Regions from separate parts of the Homo sapiens genome. Here all the other regions are linked to region 2. Evidence: chromatin contacts called from ENCODE Hi-C or POLR2A ChIA-PET data. All regions are on one chromosome and are shown on one strand. Each heading gives the region's core, a stretch centred on a gene start or an enhancer-like site at or near the end of the contact. The rest is flanking DNA. Distances are from core to core; before and after follow the strand shown.

What was found. A loop is a pair of places that touch in the nucleus more often than their neighbours do. ChIA-PET counts read pairs that join two places held with the same protein, here RNA polymerase II (POLR2A). Pooled maps may share reads with other maps.
Region 1: a loop to region 2 is called in a map of CD4-positive, alpha-beta T cell, with 8 times the contacts of the local background. The contact joins the promoter of MAX here to the promoter of GPHN in region 2. A Hi-C loop is called at or near these places in 4 of 168 maps with a recorded cell type or tissue (CD4-positive, alpha-beta T cell, CD4-positive, alpha-beta memory T cell, CD8-positive, alpha-beta T cell and 1 more), 2 of 37 single-sample maps with no recorded cell type and 17 of 50 pooled maps. POLR2A ChIA-PET finds 5 or more read pairs at or near these places in 2 of 52 experiments (MCF 10A and WTC11).
Region 3: a loop to region 2 is called in a pooled map, with 10 times the contacts of the local background. The contact joins the promoter of VTI1B here to the promoter of GPHN in region 2. A Hi-C loop is called at or near these places in 8 of 50 pooled maps.
Region 4: a loop to region 2 is called in a map of naive thymus-derived CD4-positive, alpha-beta T cell, with 8 times the contacts of the local background. The contact joins the promoter of FNTB here to the promoter of GPHN in region 2. A Hi-C loop is called at or near these places in 2 of 168 maps with a recorded cell type or tissue (both naive thymus-derived CD4-positive, alpha-beta T cell) and 19 of 50 pooled maps.
Region 5: a pooled map shows a loop between it and region 2 (5-fold over the local background). The contact joins the enhancer-like site here to the promoter of GPHN in region 2. A Hi-C loop is called at or near these places in 2 of 37 single-sample maps with no recorded cell type and 3 of 50 pooled maps.
Region 6: a loop to region 2 is called in a map of IMR-90, with 7 times the contacts of the local background. The contact joins the enhancer-like site here to the promoter of GPHN in region 2. A Hi-C loop is called at or near these places in 1 of 168 maps with a recorded cell type or tissue (IMR-90), 1 of 37 single-sample maps with no recorded cell type and 8 of 50 pooled maps.

What each region holds. Positions count from the first base shown.
Region 1 is chr14:65,100,121-65,104,596 of GRCh38, reverse strand. It overlaps MAX (MYC associated factor X), which reads left to right and starts at 2,080. Exons shown (of 5, transcript NM_002382.5): 1 at 2,080-2,293; 2 at 3,025-3,051. The coding sequence starts at 2,258. RefSeq lists enhancers at 1,666-1,815, 2,509-3,009 and a silencer at 2,146-2,495.
Region 2 is chr14:66,505,793-66,510,478 of GRCh38, reverse strand. GPHN (gephyrin) reads right to left here and starts at 2,332. Exons shown (of 23, transcript NM_020806.5): 1 at 1,888-2,332. The coding sequence starts at 1,951. RefSeq lists enhancers at 1,048-1,097, 1,348-1,507 and silencers at 1,598-1,747, 2,098-2,287.
Region 3 is chr14:67,671,679-67,676,697 of GRCh38, reverse strand. VTI1B (vesicle transport through interaction with t-SNAREs 1B) reads left to right here and starts at 2,066. Exons shown (of 6, transcript NM_006370.3): 1 at 2,066-2,323. The coding sequence starts at 2,209. It also overlaps a transcript of GPHN not described here. RefSeq lists silencers at 1,742-2,181, 2,282-2,391.
Region 4 is chr14:64,985,645-64,990,351 of GRCh38, reverse strand. FNTB (farnesyltransferase, CAAX box, subunit beta) reads right to left here and starts at 3,457. Exons shown (of 12, transcript NM_002028.4): 1 at 3,255-3,457. The coding sequence starts at 3,398. The region is part of intron 3 of CHURC1-FNTB (CHURC1-FNTB readthrough); the gene reads right to left. It overlaps LOC107984655 (a long non-coding RNA gene), which reads left to right and starts at 3,239. Exons shown (of 2, transcript XR_001750792.2): 1 at 3,239-3,672; 2 at 3,753-4,707.
Region 5 is chr14:65,299,866-65,304,287 of GRCh38, reverse strand. No RefSeq gene overlaps it. Among named protein-coding and RNA genes, the nearest start is that of MIR4708, 33 kb to the left of the region's middle. RefSeq lists a silencer at 1,237-1,336 and enhancers at 1,817-1,886, 1,907-2,006. Within about 2 kb of position 1,692, at least 10 of the 41 ENCODE cell types and tissues checked have a DNase peak (open chromatin) inside an H3K27ac peak, as active enhancers do.
Region 6 is chr14:65,167,633-65,171,975 of GRCh38, reverse strand. No RefSeq gene overlaps it. Among named protein-coding and RNA genes, the nearest start is that of LINC02324, 53 kb to the left of the region's middle. RefSeq lists enhancers at 817-986, 1,007-1,066, 2,630-2,729. Within about 2 kb of position 2,302, at least 4 of the 41 ENCODE cell types and tissues checked have a DNase peak (open chromatin) inside an H3K27ac peak, as active enhancers do.

The DNA.
Region 1 (4,476 bases), core at 831-3,330, 1.4 Mb after region 2:
GTGTGGCCTGGGGATGGGAACTTTTTTAAGCTCCTAGGATGATTTTAACTTGTAGCCGGGGTTGCCCTAGAGTGCTCTGTTCATAGCAGGCACCCAAGAACTGTCTGTTGTAATCATCAATTAGCTTTAACTTCTAGTATCCAGTTAATTAACTCACTCAAAAGTGGCCGTCTGTCTCCCCAATAGCCCATCAGCTCTTATCACATAATGGTCTGCTTATATCTGTCTCCCCAACTCAGCAGGAAAGGAACACTATGAGACAAAAGCATGTAGAAAAGGTAAGTTCACTTGCAAAGATGTGCAGACTTAGTAGGACTGGATCACTGAATAAGAAATACAACAGATATTAGACCGCGAGCGGTGGCTCACGCTATAGGCGTGAGCACGTGAGCACTTTGGGAGGCCGAGGCGGGTGTATCACGAGGTCAGGAGTTTCGAGACCAGCCTGGCCAAGTTGGTGAAACCCTGTCTCTACTAAAAATACAAAGATTAGCTGGGCGCGGTGGCGGGCGCCTGCCCCAGCTACTCGGGAGGCTGAGGCAGGAGAATCGCTTGAATCCGGGAGAGGGAGGTTGCAGTGAGCCAAGATTGCGCCACTGCACTCTAGCCTGGGCGACAAAGTAAGACTCCGTCTCAAAAAAAAAAAAAAAAAAAAAGAGAGAGAGAAAGAAATACAATAGATATTAAAGGAAAAAATGTAAAGGAAAAATTACCACATTTACATTTGTCTTTTCAGCATAGATGACATGCTCACGTTGAGGAATGTGTGTCACAAGAATTGTGTGTGACATATCCCCAAATTTCCACATTCAAAAGTCAGGGATAATATGGTATTCATCCGGGAATCAGTAACTCATGGGAAAAGCTCAAGATGTCATTCACTTTGGAGACCAGATGTAAAGGAGTAGTATGGGTACTTTGTCTCAGGGTGGAAAGTGTCTGTTATGGTTTTCTTCCTTCCCATGGGACTTGTTGCACACTCTTACAATGGCGGCAGGACCGGCACGCTTGCTTGCACAGCTGTGAGCTGCATGAAGGCAGGGATGGTTTTGGTCTTATCCGTTATGGCATCCCCTTGTGGCAAGTTAGGTGTTCAATAAATATCGGTGGAATGCATGTGATTACACTTCATGCCACAGTATATAAATATGATTTTAACTGGACAGGGAACTGCAAAAGTTTCCCATATTGATCCTTTTTGCAATCTTAATTATGGTACTCTGAGCTGGGATATTGCCTAAACTGTCTGGGCTACAACAAACTCTGAAGGGGCTTTTACTTCCACGTCCATAGTGGTTGAGGGTTCGCGTTGTGTGAACGCTGGAGCCTCACGTGAGTAGCTGAGTAGCGAGGATGGTCACTCCCAGATAAACGAATACAGGATTCTCGCGGCTGGGAGCGGTCGCCCGGCGAGGTCGGTCATTCTGCCTGTCCGGTAGCACCACGAAACACCTGCCACTGACACCTCCCCACCAGCCCCCGAGGGTTCGCGCAGGCATCCCGAGCCGCGCCCCCTGGTCCGCCGCAGCCAGATTCCCTCCCGGGCGGGTTACGCCCCTAGGCGCAAAACGGAACCACTCCGTATGAAGAAGACAAAGTATAACCAGTCACACCAAAGAGAGGCAGCATTATTTAGACAGCCGGCTACTCCCCCAGAGACTCCACCCAGTCCCCTGGGCCCGGCGTCCAGCGCGCAGACGGTGCCCGGCTCCAGGAGTTCCAGCTCCCTCCACGTGTCCTGTCTTCCCAGCAGCCTCCTCTGCCGCCTCGGGAGGAAAATCTCCTGACAACTCGCGGTCTGCGGACTACGACTCCCAGGAGGCGCCGCGCCGCGGCTCTCCCCGCCCCCCCCCGCCCCCCCCCCCCTCCCCGGGACGCGCAGGCGCCTTGGGCTCCGTCAACAAGCCGGGCTGGCGTCGCCTGGATGCGGTTTCTTCCGGGATTTGTAGTTTTTCTGGAGCTACCCGGGCCGTCTGTTAGAGGGACAAGAACTACAAGTCTCGGCTGCCCCAGCGCTGCGAGCCTGGTCACGTGGCGGGGGCCGACCGGGCGTGCGTGCCGCCGTTGATCCGGTGCTGCAGTGAGGAGGTGGTTCTTGCCCGTGTTGTGTGTGTGTGTGAGTGAGAGAGCGAGTGAGTGAGTGAGTGAGTGTGTGTGTGGGGGGGACTCGGCTTGTTGTTGTCGGTGACTTCCCCCTCCCCTTCACCCCTTCCCCTCCCCGCCGCCGCTGCAGTGGCCGCTCCCTGGGCCGTAGGAAATGAGCGATAACGATGACATCGAGGTGGAGAGCGACGTGAGTCCTGGGGCTTCTTCCTTCCCGTGCGGGTTGTCAGGCGGGGACAGCGGCCGGGGCTCTTAGCGGGGCGACGGCGGGAGGGGGCCGGGCTGCCGCCGCCTCCTTCCCCTTCCCCTCGGGGCCAGGAGTGCCTCCGTCGCGTTCCCGGTTCGCTCCCCTCCGGCTCCTGGCCGGAGCGGCCTCCTGGGACTGGAGGTTGGGGGAAGACACGCGGCTTCTGGGACCCCCACCTCCTCCCTTGCGGGAGGGTGCTGCGGCCTCCCGCTCCCACCTTCCCCGGCTCAGGATCCGGGGGACAAGGATGGGGGGCGCCCGGGATCCCATTGTCCGGATCCAGGGGAAGGGGACGGCGTTCAGGACCTGCCCCTTCGGACTGCGATCCTCTCCTCCCGTGACCCGCGGATCCTGGGGGCCGGGGAAGGGCGGAGAGGGGTTGGGGGTGCCTAGATGCCCGAGCTGGGTCTGCAGGGAGGAGACAGTGCTCGGGACCCCTCTGGCCCAGGTCGGATCCCGGAAGGAGGGGCGGCGCTCGGGACCCCTCTACCCTGCTACCGGATCCCGCCGAGGGTGGAAGGGTGGGGGCAAGGGGTGGGGAGGGAGGAAGGGGTGTCGGGCTGACTCCCCACCCTCCGCTTCCTCTGCCGCCGGCATTTTCTTTCTTATTATTGAATGTTAAGTGTAAAAATAACTTCTATATTTTCTATTTTTTTTTTTCTCTCTTATTCCAGGAAGAGCAACCGAGGTTTCAATCTGCGGTACGTCTCCTACTCTCCATTTCATTTTTATTTCCGTTCAGTTCTATTCCTTTTTGGGGTCAGAGAGAAAAAGAGATCGTACTATTACTTTTAATATTGTAGTAAACTCTAATGTTAACCACTAAGGTGAGGTGGGGCCTGGTTCTGGAGGGTGGGGGGGTTGCAAATCCCATTATTCTAGATTCTCAGGTGATAAGTTCAGTGATTCTAGGTGAGTAAGAGGAGCTGTATGCAAAGAATTGAATTGTTCTGTAGTTTTCAGATAGGGGATCCAGATGCCACTATGTAAGTGGAAATGAGAAATGCAGCATTCTGGTCTGGTAGTATTATTTCAGGGCAAAGTGGTCAGAAGATTTATTTAGGAACAAGTAGGTTTTAAACCATATCTGTATAATTGTGTGAAGCTGAAGCCACATGCGGTAATCGCCTTTAACCAAGTCATGTGACTGCTATAGACCCGTAGAATCTAGCACAACATGGTATTCTAATGCAAAAATTGGAAATGTAGAGGAGCCAAACGTTACATCATCAAAGTGTCACATAAAGTTATTATGGTCTGATTCTCTGTATTTGAAGAAAAGGTATAAAGAAAATTAAAAAATAGCTGAAGAAAAGTGGCATTGCAGAGACAGCTTTGCTGAAAGGTGATGGATGAGACCATAGAGTGTTATCAATAATTTCTTAGGGTTTTGATATTAATGTTCTCAGTAGATGGTTCTGTGGATTTAGATAAGCACTAATTCCATGTCTTTGGAGTCTGAGACAGTAATATGGATGTTTCATGAATAGATTTGAGGGAAAAAAGAATACACACAGAATAAATCAGAATCAGCGAGGGGAAGAGAAATAAGTATATCAGAGTGTCTAATATTTGATAGTTGGGAGCAGTAAGAAATGTATAGAATGGGGGTAAAAAGTTCAAATGCCCATGAGGGCCATAAAGAATAAAGAAGGAAGAGGTGAGGGCTTGGGTACTGGAGAGCAGTGCCTCTTCTAAAAAGTCAGCACTACTGAACTCCAGTGGTTTGTTAGTAGGAGTGAAGGGTCAGTATTGCCAGATCTTCCTATTTTTAATTTTATTTTATTTATTTATTTTTGAGACAGAGTCTCACTCTGTCACCAGGCTGGAGTGCAATGGCGCTATCTCGGCTTACTGCAACCTCCGCCTCCTGGGTTCAAGCGATTCTCTTGCCTCAGCCTCCCGAATAGCTGGGACTACAGGCGCGTGCCACCACACCCAGCTAATTTTTGTATTTTTAGTAGAGACGGGGTTTCACCATGTTGGCCAGGCTGGTCTCGATCTCTTAACCTCGTGATCTGCCAGCCTCGGCCTCCCAAAGTGCTGGGATTACAGGCATGAGCCACCACGCCCAGCCGATCTTCCTATTTTTTAAGAAAGATTAGAAATCTAAAACTTTATGTTAT
Region 2 (4,686 bases), core at 1,083-3,582:
GGGCTGCATCTTTCAAAGCAGTCTGTACAACACCTATCTGCTATGTCACTTCACAAAGGTAAGTTGATTCGTTAAATGAAACTATTATTTAATGGAAAGCTTAAGTAGAAAATGTTCATTTTAAAAATGTTTCTACGGTTTAACTTTTAAACATCTATGGCCTTTTTTATTTCCACAGACAACTGACATATTTTGGTTTCTCACTACTCTATTATTGTCAAAGAATGGCTGGAATTTAAAGTGCAAGTTGAGGGTAGATAAAAGATATACACTTTGACATCCCACCATCAGATTATTCGAAAATTGGCAATGTCAGCTCCAGGAATTCTGAAATACAACTGAATCTTCACATACCCAAACAGTTTCAGGACCAAAAGAAGAGAACAGCGCACCTTCTGATTTGGGGGTTCCCTTTTCTGCAACTGGTTTAGACTAGTTTCTCTATCCAAGGGTCTTTTAATTAGGAAAATTCAATTAATCACCATCGATATACGGAAAGAATACCAGGGAAAGGCAATCCTTTACTTAAAAGAGAAAAAAGGAGGCTTTGGATATCACCTTTTCATAAAATTCAGCAGCTAAATTAAGCTTTGCACTCAATATCTGCCGGCAGTCTCAGACATTTTTTTTCTACCTAATAATAAAAGCAAGTCTTATTCAATTTAGTCCCTTCTCGAGCACCGTCTCGACCTGTCAGAATTTGACAGTTAAAGAAAAAATTAAAAAAAGAAGTAAGGGAAACACTAGGATTCCCGTCCACACTGCTTCTTTTTCCGAAATCACATCACTGAGTCTTGGATTTCCTTCACTCCAAACTAAGCCCTCAGATTCCAAATATAGTTCTTTAACCCCCGTCTCGCCACTCAATTACACATAAACCTTGCCAATTACAGAACCACAGCAGAAACCCCTACAAATCCGCTTGCTGTTCATCTTGGAAGTCATGCCCTGCAGCAACTGCCGATCGCCGAAGTGACGGATATTAACCAAATTCAGCGCAACGGAATCAGACATGCAGAACACACACGGCTTTCGCGAGGGAGGGAAACGCGACCCGGGAAAAGTGCGCTCCTCACCAGCCTCGGGACGCTCTACCGGGGTGGGGGTTCCCAGAAAGGAGGGGGAGAGGAGCCCGAGTAGGGGAATCCTGCCCTCTCAAGTAAAAAGCTGGATCCCCGGCAGCAGGCTGCAGCCCGTCCTCGCTAAGGAAACGACGAGGCAGACAGAGGGCCTTTTGCGCGGAAAGGCAGAAGGCAGACACTTTCCGAGGTCCGGACGCAAGCCGATCCCCCATCCCCCGAGGGAGGCGAAGGGTGCCCCATGGGTGGCTGAGGGGACGCCCGGCCCGCGAGGGACAACCCGAGGAGGAGCAGTTTCATCTGATTAACACCTGAGTCTCGTCCAGGCAAGCACAGATACTGGCGTGGGGCCGCCCAGGTGGGGGGAAGGGAAGGAGAGGAAGGGGGTGGAGATGGGATTCCCCCCTCTCTCTGAAGAGCACTAGCGGAGGATGCGCCCAGGCCAGCCGAGAGCGGCATGCTTCAGACTGCGGAGCCGGGATCCCGCCGCCTGCACCGACAGCGCGGAGCCCCGCAGCGCCCTCCGCACCGGCCCCTCGGTCCCCGGGGGCCCAGGACTTTGCTTCCGAAGGCGCTGGGGCCTAACATCCCACGGGGTCGACCCCGGCTCCTGGGGCCTGGGGGAGGGGACCCGCGGGAACACCCCCAATCTCCGGCGGTTCTCAGCGGTTGTAAAATGCACCCCCGCGGTTCCCTTCTTCAGCCTTCCCTCCTCCCGAGGCCGCAGAGAAGGGCCACCACAGGCGAAAAGCCTAAGGCAATGCAGGGACAGCAGCCTCATAGGTCCCAGACCTCCTCCCCCGGTTACCTGTAAGGACTCCGACACGGATTTGATGGTCGTGGTTAGTAAGGATCATTCCCTCGGTCGCCATGTTTCCCAGCGCAGTCACCGCACTGACAGGAGCCGGGAGAAACCGGAGCCCGGAGCGCGCGGGCCGGGAGCGCGCTCGCCGAGGAGAGCGCGACAGCTAGGGAGCCAGAGAAGCGCGAGGAGAGCGGGGAAGGAGGGGGAGGCCACAGAGTGCACGGTGGCCTGCGTGGGGGAGAGGCCGCGCCGGGAGTGCGCGGGTCCGCGGGAGGGGAAGGAGTCAGGGCGCGCGGCCCCAAGTCCGGCAAGAAGGAGGCAAGCTTGGGGGGCGCGGTGGCCGCACGGGGAGAGCGCGCGGAGGCGGCAGAACGAGGCCGGAGAGTGTCGGAACGCTCTGCGGAGCGCGAGACCCAAGGCAGCTAGATGGCAGGACTGAGAGGAAAGGATAGCACACGCTCTGGAGGTTGCGGGGGCGGACTCGGGGACAAGGGCGGAGCTACACCCCTAGGCGTGGAACTCGTGGAGAGTGAGGGGAGGAGTGAGAGCTCGGGTGCTGAGTATTGGGAGCGGGAAGGAGCCGGCCCAGCCTGAGTAGGACCGCGGATCGCTCCTGGGCGCGCGAGTAGCACCGGATTGGCTGAGTGAACGCGGAGCGTGTGCGCGCGAGGCACGAACGCAACCTCGGCCGGGCCCCAGACAGAAGCAATCCCCTGCCGAGCCTGACACCTCGTTGGTTGTCCGCGCCTTAGGCTGGCTCTCGCCGGCGGGCCGGCTTTCTACGCGGGGGCAGCGAGGCTGGCTCAGCACCCCGGGCCTCCTCTTGCAACCCTCGGGAATGGCCGGCCGCCCCACTGAAAGCGCTGGGGAACCGAGAGGTGTCTTAGAAAGCTGCATGAGTGGCAGAACGGTGGCTACTATGACAGAGAGGCCGCCGTGGGCGAAGAGGGAGGTATCCTGTCCTGCCTCGTGCTAGCCGCTGGCTTCCTCAGTGGGCTCTCCCTGAAGGAGGATTTCCGCTTCACCTATGCTTTAGGATTCCATCTCCAGTCAGTGCCTGCAAGACGATCCTCACGTGCGAAACTGAGGAGTCTGAGGCAGGGCAGCTGGAGTGGAGATACCTGGCTTCTCTTCCTCCTGCTGTCCCACGGTTTTGTGGCCTTAAGCCTCTTCGCCATGAGCGCTGCTTTTAGATGAAAAGCATCAATCTCCTTAGCGAACGAGAACGTGTTCCACCTGAACCACAGTCCATTGCCGCGGCGATTTTCATTTCAGTATTCGTGGGATGTGAGATTACCATGAAAGTAGCTTTTGTTGCCATTTATTTCCATGTGCCTTTCATGAAACGTGTTATTAATCACCTGTGGCTATTCTACGTTAGTTTCTTACTATCGTTCTGGACCTTTCAACTTCTGAATTTTAAAAAGTTATATGCGTGTGTGTGTGTGTACACACACTCATATGTATATGTTTTCTCTTCTTAGCTGTAGTAACCTGGAGGCATAAAAGTGAAAAGCAAAGTATTAAAAGATGTATATCAGTGTTTATACACAAATTTCAAAGTCACTTTGATAGGTTTTTTTTTGGTTTTGGTTTTGGTTTTTTTTGATCCGGAGTCTCGCTCTGTCGCCAGGCTCCAGTGCAGTGGCGCGATCTCGGCTCACTTGCAACCTCTGCCTCCCAGGTTCAAGCGATTCTCCTGCGTCAGCCTCCCGAGTAGCTGGAACTACAGGCGCGTGCCACGACACCCAGCTAATTTTTGTATTATTAGTAGAGACGGGGTTTCACCATGTTGGCCAGGATAGTCTCGATCAAGATCTTGACCTCGTGACCCGCCCGCCTTGGCCTCCCAAAGTGCTGGGATTACAGGTGTGAGCCACCGTGCCTGGCCGATTATGAGTTTTTTATTGTTCCGTTGGAACATGAAATTACCCATCCTCTGAAGATTCACGTGCTTATGTATTTCATTTTAAATAATGGGGCCTAAAAGTAGATGATGGATGGAATTGAAGTGGGTAAAATAAATTAATGGCTTTTTTGCTTTTGTTTTTGTTTTTAGTATGTGTATTGCTGGTATTTTTGACAGTAATTAAAAATTTAAGCCAGGTCATGAACTCATTCCCTATCATTGTCACCTTAGATCCTGGTGGCCAACGGGTTGTTAACTAGTTTGAAATGAGAGATAAAGATAAGAAAGTATGTCCAAGAGAATGATTTCCGTTATCTCAAACTAAACATGAAGAGCAAATAGTTGGTTATATTGTTATCTTCCTAACCTATCTCTATTCTCTGCAACACACTCTAAATGATTAGAAAATATCTTGAGCTTATCGTCTGTCTTACATCTATCTTAGACGTAAGGTCTAAACCTGCCCACTAACAGGTTGTGACCCTAAACAAATTTGGGCCTTTTCCTTCATCCTTTAAATAAGATGGTAGACTAAATAAGTACCTTTTAAGTATAGTGGTAGACTAAATAAGCACTCCTTTAATTAGAATATTCTGTAATTATTCATGGAAGAAAACTGGCACTTTATTTCACAAATCAATAATAAGAGGACAAGAGACTAACTTTCTGCATTCATAAAAGGGGTGATGGTTAAATTCATTAAAATTTAAGTGGGAAGGGTGGATATGAATTAAATTTTCTAAAGCAGCAGTCCCCAACATTTTTGGCACCAGGGATCTGTTTTGTGGAAGACAATTTTTCCATGGATGGAGATGGGGAGGGTTGATGGTTTCGGGATGAAGCTGTTCTAGAAAACTGCAGATCATAAGGTATTAGATTCTGATAAGAAGCCA
Region 3 (5,019 bases), core at 817-3,316, 1.2 Mb before region 2:
TTAATTTAGGTTGTGTGATAATCTAATTGTTCATTCACCATTTCCTACTTAACCTTTTTTGACACTCTTCACAGACACTTTTTCCACATTTCTTGATCATCCCGGGCCATTTTTTTTTCCTTTCTTTTTAATTAGAGACAGCGTCTTGCTTTGTTGCCCAGGCTGGCCTCAAACTCTGGGCTCAAGCGATCCTCCCACCTTGGCCTCCCAAAGTGCTGGGGTACAGGTGTGAGCCGCAGCACCCGGCCCCAGGCTATTGATCCTTTTTTTGCACCTGCCCCTTATTTCTGTACTGTGACAAGTCCCAGCATTGTGCTGTGGGACTTACACAGTATACTGACTATCCTCAGACTTGGTCATGTCTATGCTCAGTGCATATTAAGAGCTTAACCAAAGTGTGTTGAATCAACAGCCAATGAACTTGATCTAATAAAAATGAGGGCCCAGGAGATACAAATTAGCAAAGCATTTTCTCCTGAGCAGTCATACATCTTTTAATATTTGTAGGCAGTTTAAAATTGAACTCCCAAGCAAACATTTGAGAACAGACACCTTGAGCAAACCGTGAAATCGGTGAAAATAATAATTTATTTTAATTTTTTGAGATAGGGTCTTCTCTGTCACCCAGGCTGGAGTGTGGTGGCACGATCTCAGCTCACTGCAACCACTGCCTCCCGGGTTCAGGCGATTCTCCTGCCTCAGCCTCCCGAGTAGCTGGGGTTACAGGCGCCCACCACCACGCTTGGCTAATTTTTGTGTTTTTAGCAGAGACGGGGGTTTCACCATGTTGGCCAGGCTGGTCTTGAACTCTTGACCTGAAGTGATCCGCCCGCCTCGGCCTCCCAAAGTGCTGGGATGACGCGTGAGCCACCATGCCCGACGTGAAGACAGGAATTTATACCCATGGAGTGCAAGAAGGGACCTTGTAATTTTTAACACGTGACACTTAGTGGCAGATGAGACCTAATGAAGCCAGGCCCACCTTCCACACCAGATTATAAATTCCCCTGGAGCAGAGATTAAATGTTTTATTCACCAACATGCCCAGATCCCTCGCAATGCCTACGCTTGACAAACACCTGTTGTCAACAAGTGCACGAGGCAGCCTAGGAGGAGAATTAGTCTCCACGAGGAGAATTACTCGGGCCTAGCAGCTAGAGTATTTCGAGGTCATCCTAACTGGGTTCCACTTTTGAATTTTTGGTTTTTGGGTTTTTTGTTTTTTTGGAGACAAGATCTCGCTCCACTTGGGAGCAAGGTCTCCCAAAGCTGGAGTGCAGTGGTGGGACCTCAGCCTCCGGGGGTAGCTGGGGCCAAAAGTGCGCGCCACCATGCCCGGTTCTTATTTTGGGTTTCTGGTAGAGCTCTCGCTATTGTGCCCAGGCTGGTCTCGAACTACTGGGTTCAAGCAATCCTCCCACCTCGGCCTCCCAAAGTACTGGGATTACAGGCGCGAGCCACTCGCCCGGCCGGGTTCCACTTCTGAAAGCTTGGGGAGCCGCTGGGCCTTCCAAGAAAAGTGCTCCACCTCCCGACGGCAGGCAGAGCCCCTGGCCCGGCTATCTTTCCAGGGCCGAAAGCTAACAGTCAAGACGCGAAACGAGGAATTCGGGTCAGGGTGGCAAAGCAAAGCGCGATGACAGTGAGGACGACGTCTAGACGCAAACATACATCAAATCGGGCCGAAGCCCGCTGTCGCCGCGCGGGCTGAACCTGGCACCCGGAGCAACGCGCGACCCCGGGACGAGACGCTCTCGTCCGAGCCAAACTACATCCCCCGGCGTGCACTGCAGCGCCCGCCCCTCGCCGGCCGGCGGGGCCCGGGAGGAAGGCGGCCGCGCTGCCAGTCCCGCAGGTCCCCTAGGCCCCTTTCGCTGCGGCCTTTCCCCAACCCGGACCCGGCACTTCTCGGGTTCCGCGACTGCCGATCGCCCCGGCGCGGCACCGCTCCCTCAGGAGTCGCCTAGGCCGCGCAGTCTCCCGACTTCTCGTCAGGCTTTCGCGCCGGCGCTCCAGCAATCACTGGCTGGAGAAGGTGGGCGTTCCGGCTCGAGAGGACCCTGCCGCGGCTCCGGAAGAGCCTCGTCCTGGGCGGCGGTGGTGCGGCGGTCGCCGTTATGGCCACTGGGCTGGGCGGCTGACCGCCGGGCTAGGAAAGGGCCCAGGGCCCCGAATCTCGGTGGCCGCTGCTCCAGCGCGGCCTGCGCCATGGCCTCCTCCGCCGCCTCCTCGGAGCATTTCGAGAAGCTGCACGAGATCTTCCGCGGCCTCCATGAAGACCTACAAGGGGTGCCCGAGCGGCTGCTGGGGACGGCGGGGACCGGTGAGGCGGGGGTGGGCCACGCCGTGGGGAGCGCAGCCCTGCGCGCTTTGGAAGGAAGATTCTCCCACCTTCCTCCCAGACCCGGGCCCGCGTCTCCTCCCTCCGCGTCCTCAGACACGCCCCCTAGGGCTGGCTTGTCCCAGCCCCAGGTCTCCCTGCTGCCACTGAGAGTAAATTGGACCTCGGGATTCAGTTCCCTGGGATCCTTCTATGGCCTTCCACATTTTCTCATCTTTTTTCACTGTGGCAAATAGAGCAGAGGGGCTTTTGCATCTGCGGTCCTGTAATGTAGAGTGGGTTTCTTTCATAGCTGTTTTTGTTTGTTTTATGCATTTAAAAGCACTAGTCTCAAGACAGGTCTAGTTTTCACCAGACTGACAGAGGATCCGTAGCACAGAAAAAGGGTTAAAAACCCAAAGGAGTCATAATTTGGGGGTGTTGGTAAATACCAGTTATTGGAGGGTAGAGAGCTGGCCTTTAAAACCTGATTGTGGCATTTAGATGTGGTCTTGTTTTGAACGTTTTTACAGCTGAGACTGTTTACTACCCCTTAATTTCATGATTCAGGTTGCTACAAGTTCTGTCTGGAGGAGCTAGAGTTTTCCGGCCCTAAATCCATAGGAAAAGCTGCTATAGTTCTTGGCCTCCGGATATATAGAATTTGATGGCAAGGACAAAACTTTGTTTTATTGCTTTTATTTAAGAGTCAGAGCTTGGGTGTTTGCTCAACGAATTACTCAAGGTCATAGGAATTGAATGACTGGTGAGAATGAAATTCATGTATTTAATATATATTTATTGTGAGGCTGCTGTGTGCTAGGTGCTGGTGAATTGTGAGGCACCGTTCTAGGTGCTGGTGAATATTGCAAATTACAGTGAAAAAGATACGAACATCCCCATTCTAGTGGGTAGGTGATAAACAATATATAACTATTAAGAGGCAGTGTTAAAGAATACAGGAAAGTAAATCAGAGTAAAAGAATAGGGGATGGGACTTCAGTTTTATTTTATTATTTATCATTTTTTTTTTTGAGACAGGGTCTCACTCTGTCACCCAGGCTGGAGTGCAGTGGCACGATCTCGGCTCACTGCAACCTCCACTTCCCAGATTGAAGCAATTCTCCTGCCTCAGCCTCTGGAGTAATAGGGATTACAGTTGCGCCACCACCCCTAGCTAATTATTTTTGTATTTTTAGTAGAGACAGGGTTTTGCCATGTTGGCCAGGCTGATCTCTAACTCCTGACCTCAAGTGATCCGCCTTCTTTGGGACTTCAGTTTTAAATAGGGCGGTTGTGAAAGTCCTCTCTGAGGAGATGGCGTTTGAACAGAGACTTAAATGAAGTGAGGGAGTAAACCAGAAATCAGGGAGAAGTGAGTGTCAGAAGGAGGGAATAGCACTGCAAATGCCTTTAAGCAGAAATGAGCTTGGTGTGTTCAGCGAAGAGCAGGAAGTTCCATGTGTTTGGGATGGAGTGAGCAAAGGAGAGCGATAAGCAGGGCCAGATCATGTAGGGCCTTGTGGACCATGGTGAAAGACTTGTGCCTTTTTCTAAATATGATGGGATGCAGTTAAAAGATACTGTGCAGAAGCATTGTGGGATCTGATTTATGTGATTGAAAAGTAGACTGCAGGCAGGGTACGGTGGCTCACACCTGTAATTCCAGCACTTGGGGAAGCCGAGGCGGGCGGATCACTTGAGGTCAGGAGTTCAAGACCAGCCTGGCCAATATGGTGAAACCCCATCTCTACTAAAAATACAAAAATTAGCCGGGCATGGTGTCAGTTGCCTGTAGTCCCAGCTACTCAGGAGGCTGAGGCAGAATTGCTTGAACCCAGGAGGCGGAGGTTGCAGTGAGCCGAGATCATGCCACTGAACTCCAGCCTGGGCAACAGATCAAGACTCTGTATCAAAAAAAAAAAAAAAAGAAAAGAAAAGAAAAAAAAGTAGACTGCAGGCCAGGCATGGTGGCTCACACCTGTAATCCCAGCACTTGGGGAAGCTGAGGCAGGAGTATTGCTGTGTTGAACGATTTTGAGACCAGCCTGGGCAACATGGTGAAACCTCATCTCTACAAAAAATAAAAAAATTAGCCAGGCATGGTGGTGCATGCCTGTAGTCCCAGCTCCTGGGGAGGCTGAGGTGGGAGGATCACTTGGGCCCTGGAGCTGGAGGTTGCAGTGAGCCAAGATCGCACCACTGCACTCTAGCCTGGACCACAGAGCAAGACTCTCCCAAAAAAAAAAAAAAATGTAGACTGCATTTTCAACCTGGCACTGAATTAATTTTTGCAATGCCCATTTCTATAAGTCTAAATAATGCAAAAGAACATTGCTTTGAAAAATAGAAAATTGAATTCATTATTACTATGGTTTGAATGTCCCCCTCTAAAACTTATGTTGACATTTATTTGCTATTTTAATCGCATTAAGAGGTGGGACCCATAAGAAATGATTAGACCATGAGGGCTCCATCCTCAGAGATTAGATTGTTATCCTGAGAGTGGCTTGGTTGTTGAGAGAGTGGGTTAGTTCAGCCCTCTCTTGCTTGCCTGCTCTCTTGATCTGTTGCCCTTCCATCTTCTGCCATGGGGTGACCCATGGGTAGCAAGAAGGCCCTTGAAAGAATCAGCCCTCTCAGCCTTGGGCTTCCCAGCCTCCAGAACTCTGAGAAATACATTTATTTTCTTTATAAAT
Region 4 (4,707 bases), core at 2,208-4,707, 1.5 Mb after region 2:
ATACTTCCCATGGCCCGCAGCCATAAAGCAAGGCAACCTGTCAGTGCAGGGCCCCCTCCTGGGGCACATCTACAGAGCAGGCTAGAAAAGGGCCAAGTGAATCTGGGGCAGTAAATGGCAGGTATACAGCCAAGTGGCTCTCCATCTCAGTCAGGGTATTTTAAAGTACTTCCAAAGGCCAATGAGACCCTACATGATCCGACCCATCTCCTACTCTCTGGTTTGCTAAGCCCCCTGCTCACCTGGCATTCTGCTGCCTTGGTCCTTTGTGCTTGCTGCTTTCTCTGCCCAGAATACTCTTGCACCAGATCCATGATGGCTTCCTCCCTCATCTGAGACTTCAGGTCTCAGATCACATGTGTTGTCACCAGAGGGTTCCCCTTAACACCTTATATGAAGACCTCCCCTGCTCCCACCCCACCCATTCCTGACACACCCTATCCCCTCTATCCCAAGGTGTTACTCTCCACAGCGTTTCTAATTAACATTTTATATTGAGATAGCTATAGATATTAACTCTTTTAATTGACTGCCTCATTGGCCTAGAAACAGTTTCATAAAGGCATCAACTTGGCCTCTTTTGTTTAACAACTTATGCCGAGTGTCTAGAACAGTGCCTGGCACGTAGAAGGCGCTCAAGTATTTGCTGAATGAATGAGAATCAACGAATGGAACAGACGACTCACAGCTAAGGACTCCTTCCACTATTTATAGGTTTAACTCCTATTACCAAATTATTGCTTAACAAATAAACCGAGTCTTCTGATAATCAGATAGGAAGCAGGTAACAAGCATTTATTTTTTGTTTGTTTTTTTTTTTAATTTGAAAAGCTTTCATCTTAAATAGACACAGGGTCTTGCTATGTTGCCCAGGCCAGTACCAAAATCAGTATAGTCGTTTTTTGTTTTAAGAGACAGGGTTTTACTCTGTTGCCCAGGCTAGAGTACCGTGGCTCGATCATGGCTCATCTGTGAACTTCTGAGCTCAAAAACAATTCACCCACCTCAGCTTCCCAAGTAGCTGGGACTACAGGTGCATGCCACCACGCTCAGCTACTTTTTTTTTTTTTTTTTTTTTTGGTAGAGACAGGGTCTTGCTATGTTGCCCAAGTTGGTCTCTTGGGCTCAGGTGATCTTCCCGCCTCGAACTCCCAAAGTGCTGGGATTACAGGTGTCAGCCATCAATTTGTTTTTACTGGCAATGGCACAAAATTGAGCTATCAGTAAATGGAAGCTTTAGTTAAAACTGAAAGAGTACTAGTATATCCTCTGTAAACAACTCCTCCTAACAAGGTTGTTACTTTTGATGAATGTATCATTAACCTACCAATGTGGTAGGTCTCTAAACCTCAGTCTTCTCATCCATAAAAAGTGAAAGGATTGAATGATACCACATATGGAGAGCATTTAGCACTGTGCTGAGACTCAATAAATGGTCACTAACATGATTATTAAAACAGTGAGGAAGGCCACAAAAATGAGATACAACATTATCATCCTACTACCTGAAACTGTTCATCCTAGACTCTAATAATGTGTGCTGGAATAACAACATGAAAAAGAAATATAAGATTCTTTACTGTCTGCCATACCGTTGGGTCTAGATTTGAAAGATACTCGCACCAGGAGCAGTGGCTCACGACTGTAATCCCAGCACTCTAGGAGGCCGAGGAGGGCAGATCACTGGAGGTCAGGAGTTCAAAACCAGCCTGGCCACATGGTGAAACCTGTCTCTACTAAAATACAAAAATTAGCCAGGCGTGGTGGTGGGCGCCTGTAGTCTCAGCTACTCTGGAGGCTGAGGCAGGCGAATGGCGTGAACCCGGGAGGCGGAGGGTGCAGTAAGCCAGTGCATCCCAGCCTGGCAACAGGGCGAGACCCCATCTCAAAAAAAAAAAAAAAAAAAAAGGCAATCCCATAGTCTAAGGTCAGATAATAAGTAAAACACTTGACCTGAATCAACTCAGCAATCCATCATTTAGGAATTCTGCAAAGATCCTGTAGGTTTTTCATCAATGGGAAATTTCTTTACAATCTTTTGCAGTCAGCCTTCCCTGGGACACACTGGTAGGCAAACCAACCTGGAGAATTAGCTAGATTCGAGAGGTGAGGATTTCCTTTGCTACCCTAAATTCCATGAAGTTTAAATCTCCAGTTAAAATATTTTCTCTGCTACTTTGTGAATAACCACGTATCAAGCCCTTGTTTCTGTTATAAATTTATAATTCTATTTAGTCATAACTGTACAATAAAACAATTATTGTTACTAATTTTGCCAAAGTACAGGCTTCCAACTTAAAGTAGGAAATACAAAACAGGTCTCTCCAAGGTAAAGCCTGGAGACTGATCTCACTAAGAGATCTTATTTCAGTAAGCAGCAGAATGTTCATTTATTAGTGTTAAGAATTATCCTAACCACTTCTCCTAGGGACAGATGGATAAACAGTTCCACATAGCAACCTTGGGAACAATTCCAATTAGGGAATAAGAAGAAAAACAAAACTATGGTTTTGGGCATATGAATATATACTCATTCGCCAAACACTTTTCAAAATGATAGGTTCGATCCTACTTCTAGGCCTTAGGGAATGATTAGTAGTCCAAAATCCATTCTTTCTATTAGATCACTTTCCAAACTGTTTTCCTGCCTGTCCCCCAACCAGGCTCCTGGTCAGGAGCTGTTTTATTTCCTTGTACTTCCATCGTTTAATATTGTGTCCGACACGTAGCTGGTGCTCAAATGGCTGAATGACTACCAAAATGCCCACCCACGAGGCGGGCCCCCAAACCTGGCACTGTAGGTCAAAAATTAAACAGATCGTGAAACGGCATGACAGCAGCCTGGCCCTGCTCTCTGCCTCCAGAAGCTGAGGGCAGGTTGGGAAAAGTGCACTATGCACCCCAGAACCTCCCGAAGTACTGGCAGAACAGAGTGGGCTGTCCGACCCGCACGGGCTGCCTCTGTCCTCCAGGCATAGAACACGATTCTTCTCGTTCTTTAGGGCAGAGGGGACTCGGCTACTGCCCTCTCCTCCAAGCCCAACCTTGAAACGACCCTTCCCCAAGCTGGCCGCGCAAACGCTCCACGACGAAGCCCAAGCCTGGGCGCCCGGAGCTTCCCAGAGGAAAGGCACCGCGGTGCGCTGTGGGAGTCGTAGTTCCCCGGTGAGTTCCGCACCCGGGCGGCCCTACGAACGGGACTCGCGCTCCCAGAACACATCGCGCGGGCGCCTCGCCCAGTCCTGCCACCTCACCTGTTCTATGGACGTGACTGTTTCCACCGAGTCGTCCTGCAACCGCTCTCGCGCGTGCTCGGGCCTCAGACTGTACAGCGGCTCTGACCAGACGGGGGAGGAAGATGGAGGGCAATAGTAGGTGAAAGAACTCGGAGAAGCCATGATCAGGAGAGCAGCAGACAGTGTGTAGGACTCTGCTTCGTTAAGCAACAACGCGCATTGAAACTCGAGCGGGCTAAAGCGCTACGGCGAGCGGATAGAGGCAAAAAGATTTTGAACGCGAATGTCTCCTCCCGCCTACCCGTCTTTCGAGTGAGTTACTGAGATGCTGCCGCCCCCCATTGGGCAGAGGAGCTGCTGCAAGAGCGTAGAGTCCTGAAGCGCAAGGGTGTCTACATCCGAATTTCATTTCAGCGAGATGGCGTAGGACGCCTCGGTTTGTTACGCAAATTGTTAAAGAACTGTAACATTCTGCTAATTCTCACTTAATTGTAATGCAATTGTTTGCAATTTCAGGTGCCCAAGAACCCAATGAATGTTAAGTTTGAAAGCATTTCTGACAGCTCTACTGATTTGCCTCAGTCAGGCAATTACTAAAAGAATTATTGTGCACCTTGGGGTACTTGACAGCCTCCCAGGAGAAGGCAGCAGCTGCTCAAACGTGCAAGGACGCCGTCTCAGTATCACTCAGTGATGGAGGGAGGGGGGTATTATGATTTTCTCCTGTCTCTTGGAGGTTACACTGCAGTAGCGAGAACTGAAATGCAGTACAAGGAACAAGGATAAGTGAAATAGACAGTCAGTCCGCAGATATTTATGGAACACCTGCTATGTGTCAGGCATTGTGCTAGGTTCTAGGAATACAAAAGTGAACAAAACGAAGTCCCTTCCCTTGGAAACCTTACATTCTAAGAAAATCGACAGAATTGAATGTATCCAACGCAATAAATATATGAAGACTTGTGATAAATGAGATGAAGGAAAATAACAGGGTCTATGAGAGAGACTAAAGGGGTAAGAAACTAATTGAATTGTATGGTCAGGCCAAGCCTCTCTAAATGACCTTTCATTTGAGATCCGAAGGATGACGAGGAGTCATCCAGAAGAACAGTATGGGAAAGAACTCCTGAAAAAGGAAGAAACAGCAGCTTTTAGAAGACATGTGCTGGGCACGGTGGCTCACGCCTGTAACCCCAGCACTTTGGGAGGCTGAGGCAGGAGGATCACTTGAGGAGTTAGAACATCCTGGGCAACATAGCAAGACCTCATCTCTATTAAATATCAAAAAAATTAGCCGGGCGTGGTGGCGCATGCCTGTAGTCCCAGCTGCTCGACAGGCTAAGGTGGGAGGATCTCTTGAGCCCAAGAAGTCGAGGCTGCAGTGAGCTATGATTGTGCCACTGCACTCCAGCCTGGGTGGCAGAGCGAGACCCTGTTTCAAAAAAAAAAAAAAAGCAAAACAAAAAAACAA
Region 5 (4,422 bases), core at 443-2,942, 1.2 Mb after region 2:
TATCACTGGGTCTTTTTACCTAAATGTGGCAGGGAGAGAGGATAAGGAGGGGAAACTCTTCACAGAAAAATGTTCTTTCTCTCTAGATCCACGGGCTCCTTATTCTTCACACGTCTGACTTGATCCTTTGCTTCTTCCAGATTCAGACCTTTCTTGTAAGTGGTCCCTTCCCGAGTCCCAGTGTGCTCATTCTTCCAGGGGCTCGTAGTTACTGCCTTGAGGGAACCGTTTGGGTGTCAGCCACCTGACCCCAGGTTACAAGCAGAGGAGCCACAATTAGCCTCTATTCAAACAAAGGATTCCATCTATAGAAGCTCATTTGTTTTCCTCGCTGCAGCTGGCTGGGCTGGGGGGCTGGGGGGCTGGGAGGGGGTTTCTCTGTCACTTTTTTCTTAAACTTTTCCTTTACATCCAGGAAATGACCAGTTCATTACAGTTAAAGAGTAAGTTAGGGGCCGTCCCAGCAACCAGCCAGCTCCTTGTATTTCGGGCTTTTTGTTCCATTAAAATACCAGAAGAGCTGTTTCATTCGGGCACTCCCTTTCCGGGGCTTGAAGAGAACCCAGAGGTGATTTCCAGCCATGGGTCTCCCTGTGAGCCTTGTAAACCCTCAAAATCACCACCCTCCCCTTGTATCAGGAAGCTTAGGGCAAACACCTCCAGCTCTAGTGAAAGCTGGATTTCCTACCCGCCTCCCACCCCTAACCCTCCAGCCCCATCCCCAAAGTACCACTGGATTCTGGAGTCAGATGAGCCCCAGCTGTGTCGCTTCCTAGCTTCGTGCTCATGGGCAAGTCAGTTAAACTCTCTGAGCCTCAGAAGGGAATAATGATAATGGTGATACCAACTCGGAAGGTTTGCAGAGATTAAAACCCAGTGGGATTTGTAAATGATGCTTAATAGACTTTAAAAGCCTATTTAAAGTTAGACAGCATCATTTCTCAGAATGCTGGGCTAGAGAGGAGCTTTTAAGATTTTTTCTTGTGTGCCTAGAATGTAAGCATCTGCAATGGCACTTCTAACACCCCTGGTGAGGGAGTCCTAATCAAATAAGGGTGGGTCTACTTGTCATGTGTCCTTCAAAGAGTTAAATACTAAAAAGAAACTTGCAAACCTTAAGGGAACCTCAGTGCTGGACACAGTGGGAGAAAATCTATCTCCGTTTCCTGATGGTTCTGGGTAACTGTGTGAACTTAAGAGGCTTAAGAAGACATAGGAAACAGTCACACCTGCCTCACAGATGATCTGAGTTGACAGTCACCCACAGCCCCCAAAGTTGTGGTGGCCTAGGAATGACAGCACAGAAAATCACCCCAGTTTCAGTCTGACTGGACCCCACCCTGCTCCCTCCCACCCCATCCCCTTCTGCCCTCTTTATTCTTGTCTCTCTGAATTGACAGTGGGTCAGGTCTGTCCAGAAAGGGTTAACCTTCAGGCTGTCGGCCAGGTGATTACTAAACTGGAGCCCTGACTTTTATTTACTGGCACATAAATCTTTGCTTTGACAATTGTGTCTGAGTGTTTTAACGCCTAGCTGGCCCTGCTGGAGTTTGTTTGACCATGTTTTGAAAAGTGACTTCAGTGCTTGTGGTAGTAATTGGCCTGGCACCACGAGCTGGCGACACGGCAGCGTGATGGACTGCAGCAATTTGAACTCAGCAGCTGATTTATTTTCTGTGGCTTTCTGCTTCTGCTGCTTCTGGTACTGCAAAGGCATGAAGTGGTCAAAGCCAACATGGGGCCCAGGGCCTTCTATCTGGTAGGTATGCATGGCGTGTGGAGGTGGTGTTTTTCTGCTAGATGTCCTTCTAGAAATGGCCAGGAATTTTCCAATGGCTCATGATAGAAAAGCCTCCTATGTAGTGTTTGGCCTGTGATAGTCCTTTGGGTTCAGTGTCTACCAGGTTGACCTGAGATACGCTTTGCATATCTCAGTGTAGACATAAACCCGAATGAGAACAAGCAGAGAAGATTTATGGAGAGCTCTCTATAGCGAGGGAGTCAGCCACTAGCACTTGGTTTTAGCAGATAGTCAAAGTCAGGCGGGGGAGTAGGCAAGCTTTAGAGTGAGAAAAAAAGGGGAGGGCTTCAGGTGTGCTCTGATAGGAGGTTGTTGGCATGAAAGAGCTGGAGGCAGGCTACTGAGAAGCAGGGTGCCCTATAGAATTGGTGTAGAGAGCATATCTGGCTTTCTCTGGTTGGTCCTGAGTTGGAAGGAGGGCCAAAATTTAGGGAACCTGGCAATGATTGACCAAGTCCTGACTGGGGGCTGATTGCTATAGAGGCTGTGGTTTGGCTTCCTGGGCTGGTCGCTACAGAGGCTGTGGATCAGAGTTCAGTTTTCATATATGGTCTGGCCATTGTCCATTTGCATATTTGGTCTCTCGATGGAGACTAAATTTGAGAATCCTGGTCAGTCTGGATTACGTTGGCATGGTTAAGCTGCTGCCTAGTAAAAATGTATTGCGCAGATGTTTATCATAGCGGTAGTTATAATTGCAAAAAAACACAAAACATAAAACAAGGCTGGAAACAGCCAGAATAGTCAATTTTATAGAATTAAAATTAAGGTGTACCCACATTGCGCTAAACTTTAAAAGTGAAGACATTCTAATGACATTGGAAATGTTTATAAATGTGATGCAAAATGACAACTTGATTCAAAAATCATACATACTATGTAATTTTAGGTATAAACAGAGGTTGGAGAGTCTTCCTGGCCCTTAATTTTTAGGTAAGATGTCCTCAAATACCCGTCACAGGGGTATAGGCAGTCCATTACCCCCCTGGGATTTCTGAAAACTTTCTGAAGATGCATACAATCGTCCTATGCATACAATCACCCAGGCTGTGAGCTCCTACTTCCCCAGGATTATTTAAATTCTGGAATATTGGCTCATCACCTGTCACACGCTGCCTCTAACCTATGCCATGTCAATCCAGTTGTAGAGCTCAGTTCTTTCCTTAATTTCAACAAAAACTCAGTCACCTAAGGCTTTGCATAGAGCAGAGGTATCCAATCTTTTGGCTTCCCTGGGCCACATTGGAAGAAGAAGAATTGTCTTGGGCCACACATAAAATACACTAACACTAACGATAGCTGATGAACTAAAAAAAAAAAAAAAAAAAAATGGTCCGTGCATAAATCTCATAATGTTTTAAGAGAGTATACAAATTTGTGTTGGGCCACATCCAAAGCCGTCCTGGGCCACATGCAGTCCGTAGGCCGCGGTTTAGACAAGCTTGGCATGGAGGGATTTATATCCTGCTAGGCATACTAAAAAATCAATATTGTTAGCTGGGTGTGGTGGCTCACACCTGTAATCCCAGCACTTTGGTAGCTGAGGTGGGTGGATCACTTGAAGTTAAGCGTTTTGGACCAGTCTGGGCAACAAAGCGAGATCCTTTCTCTACACTAAATTTATACACACACACACACACACACACACACACACACACACACACACACACACACACATATATGGCACTCTATAGATATAAGCTCTCTCTACATACATATTATGTATTCTCTCAGTCTGTCTGTCCCTTGGCATTTTTCCCTGTTCCGGATCCAGTCTCCCGATATGTTCTCGAGCCACTTTGTCTTCCTTTTCTTTCCTTTCTCTTCCTCCTCTGCCCTCACCTTCTAGAGGAAACACAGATCCTTCCTAAGGGATAATAACGGCATAACATAACGCAACCAATTCATCTCTCTCCAGTTCCTGCTGCAAACTTTGCTCTCCCTCCACATATCCAAGAACTCTGCTAAAGCTTTAAAATTACCAATTGTATTTTTTTTTTTTTGAGACAGAGTTTCGCTCTTGTTGCCCAGGCTAGAGTGCAATGGCGCGATCTCAGCTCACGGCAACCTCTGCCTCCTGGGTTCAAGTGATTCTCCTGCCTCAGCCTCCCGAGTAGCTGGGATTACAGGCATGTGCAACCATGCCTGGCTAATTTTTGTATTTTTAATAGAGACAGGTTTTCTCCATGTTAGTCAGGCTGGTCTTGAACTCCCGACCTCAGGTGATCTGTCCGCCTCAGCCTCCCAAAGTGCTGGGATTACAGGTATGAGCCCCCATGCCTGGCCACCAATTGTATTTTTAAGGGCTGCCAGGTTACATTTGCTCTGAGAAACAGGACTTCTTTTCCTCCCAGGCCCTGTTGGGTGAGTAGGGGAGGGAGTGGGTGTGGGCAGGTGTTTTTTCCAGTAACACAGAGTTGTTTGAAGATTAAAGACAGGGTACATACAATTCCTAGCACAGGCCCTGGCACTGTGATTGCGCTTGTTGCTTTATCAAACAGTATCAAAGGGGGCCTCCTCAGGTCTTCTGAGTTTCTAAGCCTTATCAGCATTTTGCATATCAGACACCGGCTCTGCAGATAACTCCTTCCTTACCGGCTTCTGTGCAATTTTTCCTCTAA
Region 6 (4,343 bases), core at 1,053-3,552, 1.3 Mb after region 2:
TAGTAGAGATGGAGTTTCACCGTGTTGGCCAGGCTGGTCTCGAACTCCTGACCTCAGGTGATCCACCCGCCTTGGCCTCCCAAAATGCTGGGATTACAGGCATGAGCCACCGTGCCCAGTTGATTATTATTATTATTTTTTAAAAGTTCAGATTGTCCAAGATTTGAATGGGAGCTCCTTCCAGCTTCTTCTTCTTCTTCTTCTTTTTTTTTTTTTTTTTATTGAAACAGGGTATCTTTTACTACATAGCACAGGCTGGAGTGCAGAGTGGCTATTTACAGAGGTGATCATGGCTCACTGCAGCCTCAAACTCTTGGGTTCAAGCAATCCTCCCACCTCAGCCTCCTGACTAGCTGGGACTACAGGTGCATGTTACTGCCCCCCAGCTAGGGTTATTTTTGAAGGTGGATTCTCCAAAACTCTGGTCCAGGCTATTTCTCCAAATTATGAATGTTTAAACAGCATTCAAGAATCTAATTTTTAACATTATGAGAAAGCACAGCATCTATGCCAGTGAATTTTAGAGTTCCAACGAAATAACAAGATGTTTATTTACATACATTTTATAATCTTCCTAAAGACCAGACTCATTTCCTAAGTGAGGACATGACTTCCTCTCTCTTCTCCCGGTCCTGATGTATGTCCAGTCCATTTCACAGTAGACCTACTGAGGAAGTAGCAGGGTAGAGAGGAGAGTCAGGGAAGTGGGAAGGTGAGAGAGAAGTAGGGAGGAAAAGGAACAGGAGGAGAAAGAACTCCTCTCCTCTCCTCATTTGTTCAGACGGTCTGGCACCTACAGCCTCCTCATGTCCCCCAGCCCCACTGCCCCCTCCTGGAAGTCAGCGCACTGCTGCCGCTGGCATTCACATCGTGTCGGCAGGACGCCGCGTTGTCAGAGGTTAGAGACAGCCACTTTCATCTCAGAAAAGGGGCCGGGAGATGACCTGGGTTATATAGAAGGAACTCAAGTCTTCTTGCCGCAGAAATGCCACTGGAAGGGATGGAGGAGAGAAAACCCGGTTGTATGATGTCTGCATTGCCCTCCTCGCTGGAACTCACCACAGGCTGGAGGTGCTTCCGGCAGAACCGAGCTCCGGGGAAAGCCTGTGATAAATCATCTCTGTCTTTACTAGCCAAGGGTTGCTATGGCAATAGGAATACACTGTAGGTTTTAAGAGATGTAATTTTCTGTGATTCACTGTATATTTTTAGCCATTTTTCCCTCTGTATTATCTCCCTGTGGTAATTGCCTATTAATGCTGGTCTGTACTAAGATTGGACTAAACGGTCGATTCTCAGAAGAGATGAAAACCCTGGAGCTCAGTAAGTACAAGGGGGTGATGGCCCATGAACTTAAGAGTAACCTGGTAGAACAACCAGATTAGTTCAGGACATGGATGAATTCACGTGGCCCATGCTACGTCTGTCTTGGGAGGAGAGTAAAGCAGAGTGAAGGGACCCAGCAATGTGGCTCTGGAGTTTTGGGAATGGGAAGCTGAGTCACACTACCCACTGAAATCCATATGCTCGAATGGTGTCAAGGGCAGGCCACAAAAGTCAGAAACGAGCATCCTGCGCAAGGGACACTAGGACCCAGGTTTCCAAACAAAGGAACTGTAAAAGCTTCTAACCTTTTGTTTTTTTTTTTGTTGTTGTTGTTGTTGTTTTTTTTTTGAGACAGAGTCTCGCTCTGTTGCCCAGGCTGGAGTGCAGTGGTGTGATCTCGGCCCATTGCAAGCTCCACCTCCCAGGTTCATGCCATTCTCCTGCCTCAGCCTCCCGAGCAGCTGGGACTACAGGCGCCCACCACCATGCCCGGCTAATTTCTTTGTGTGTTGTTTTTTTTTTTTTAGTAGAGACGGGGTTTCACCGTGTTAGCCAGGATGGTCTCGATCTCCCGACCTCGTGATTCACCTGCCTCGACCTCCCAAAGTGCTGGGATTACAGACATGAGCCACCGTGCCTGGCCTCTAACCTCTTTTAATTTAGTTCAAGTCTTCTATTGTTTCTTATCTTATCCTTCCTTCTTTATTCCTTTCTTCTTTCTTTCCTTGCTCTAATTTTACTTTTTTTTTTTTTTTTTTTAACCGTAAAATCAGGGGAGAGACTAAGAGGAGGTGAAAACAGAATGTATCTAGTTGCTATTGGTTCATAGTTGTATCAGGGGTCTTTCCATCCAGGCCACAGAAAATCCAGCCTAAACTGCTTAAGCAGAAAGAGAACTTACTCTTTCTCTAATAGCTGAAAAGTCCAGGGGCTTGGGTTTAGTCTCAGGCACAGTTGTATTCAGAAGGCCAGATGACATCATCAACATCTGGGCTGTCTGACACACCACTAAGTTTCACTGATATTTGGGCATTTGGGCTGCAATAACATGAAACTCAGCTAACAGAGGCTTCAACAAAGTGTGGTTTGTTTTTCTCACATAAGAAGTCCAGAGAGAGGTTTATTTTTCTCATTCAACAAGCAGCCCAGAATAGGCATAGATGACGTTACTATGCAGCAGCTCAGTAATGTCATCAAGAACCCAGCCTCCTTCTTCATTTCAGCTCTACTGTCTTCAGGGTCACAGGAGGACAGGTCCAGCTCTAGACATTCAAGGCAGAAAGAAGAGGCTAGCTAACTTCCGATTTTTTTTTTTTTTATCCAGAAAAGTAAATCAATCCCCAAAGTTCCCAGCTGACCTCTGCTTCCAGTTGATTGAATACATCAGTGCCATGAGGCCACTTTAGCCACAGAGGAGGCTGGGAAAGTACGTTTTTAAGCTTTTTTGGTCCCTGCAGTAGAAGCAGTGTTTTTTGTTTGGTTTGGTTTTGCCTCATATAACAGTCAAAGAACAAACCGTACCCAAGATTGTGAAAGGGTTCTGCCTCTTCCTTGCAGTCTGACCAGTCACTCCGTTGTCATATCCTAGCCAAGAAGGGAGAAGGTATAAGAGAAGGGCAAGAAGCTTTCTTTTAAGGATGCAATGCATAAGTTGCATTCATCACTTCTCTTCTGCCCATATGCTATTGGTCAGAACATAACCACATGATCACAACCAGCTGTAAGGGTGGCTGGGAAATGTAGTACTTGGGTAGCCATGTGCCCAGCTAAAACTTGAGGAGTTCTGTTAGTCACATGATGAAGAAGAGGGGTATTTTGAAACAACTAGCAATCTCCTCAGGTGTAGTTAGAGCTCCATGATGTGCTCACTTCACATTGCATGCCTGTATCAAAACATCTTATCTACCCCATAAATATATACACCTACTATATACCCACAAACATTTTTTAAAAATAAAATAAAACAAAAATAAATTAAAAAATAAAAAAGAGCAGTTATAGGAGAAAGGGTTTGGATGGCTATTAGATTCACTCATTCAAGGCCAAATATTTCTGCCTCTGCCACATTCTCAGAGAGGCTTACCTTTGTGCAGGTAAGACAGCTTCAGCATCACCAGCCTCACATTCTCCCTGGTCCAAGACCATTAGTAAAAGAGCTCAACATCTTCGCAGCTACCCTGGGCAGTCTCACCACATCTCCTTGGTTCTTACTGGGTCACCTGCCCATCATTAACTAAGGGGATGCAATGCAATACTCTGGTCATTCCTGAATGACTTGCTCCACAAAATCACCAAGATCTTTCTGGGCCTCAGTTTGCTCATCTGTAAACTAAACATAATAAAACCTACCTCACAGGGTTGGTGGGAGAGTGCTGCTGGGGGACTCAGGCTGAGCTGGGGGTCATTGTCCATACATGCATTTCAGTTTGCCTACTGACCAGACTCACCTTAACAATATCATTTCAAAAAACAAGACCCTCTAAAATCAAAGTAATCATCAGTGGATAGTTAGCCTAGATCTCATCTTATAATATATTCCAAAGTAAAAATACTTGCTAGGTACCTGGCACTGTGCTAAGCACTTTGCATACCTTCTATCAAAACTCTCAAAGTAATTCCATGGGAGAGATACTTTCACTGTTTTCAATTAACAGACAAGAGTGGTGATGGGTGCCTGTAATCCCAGCTACTCGGGAGGCTGAGGCACAAGAATCACTTGAACCTGGGAGGCAGAAGTTCCAGTGAGTCGAGATCACACCACCGCACTCCAGCCTGGGTGACAAAGCAAGACTCTTAAAAAAACAAACGAATAAACAAACAAAAATAAACGAGTAAATAAACAAAAGGGATAAGGAAATTTAGCTCCTTGCCTAAGGTCACAGCCAGCACAGTGATGGAGCCACAAAGCCAGGACTAACTTTGAACCCCCACAATCTCCTCCCTCTTATTGTATAAAAATAAGTAAAAATAACCACATATTTATGAAATCACGAAAACCTTCCTGCTGATTGTGGTGG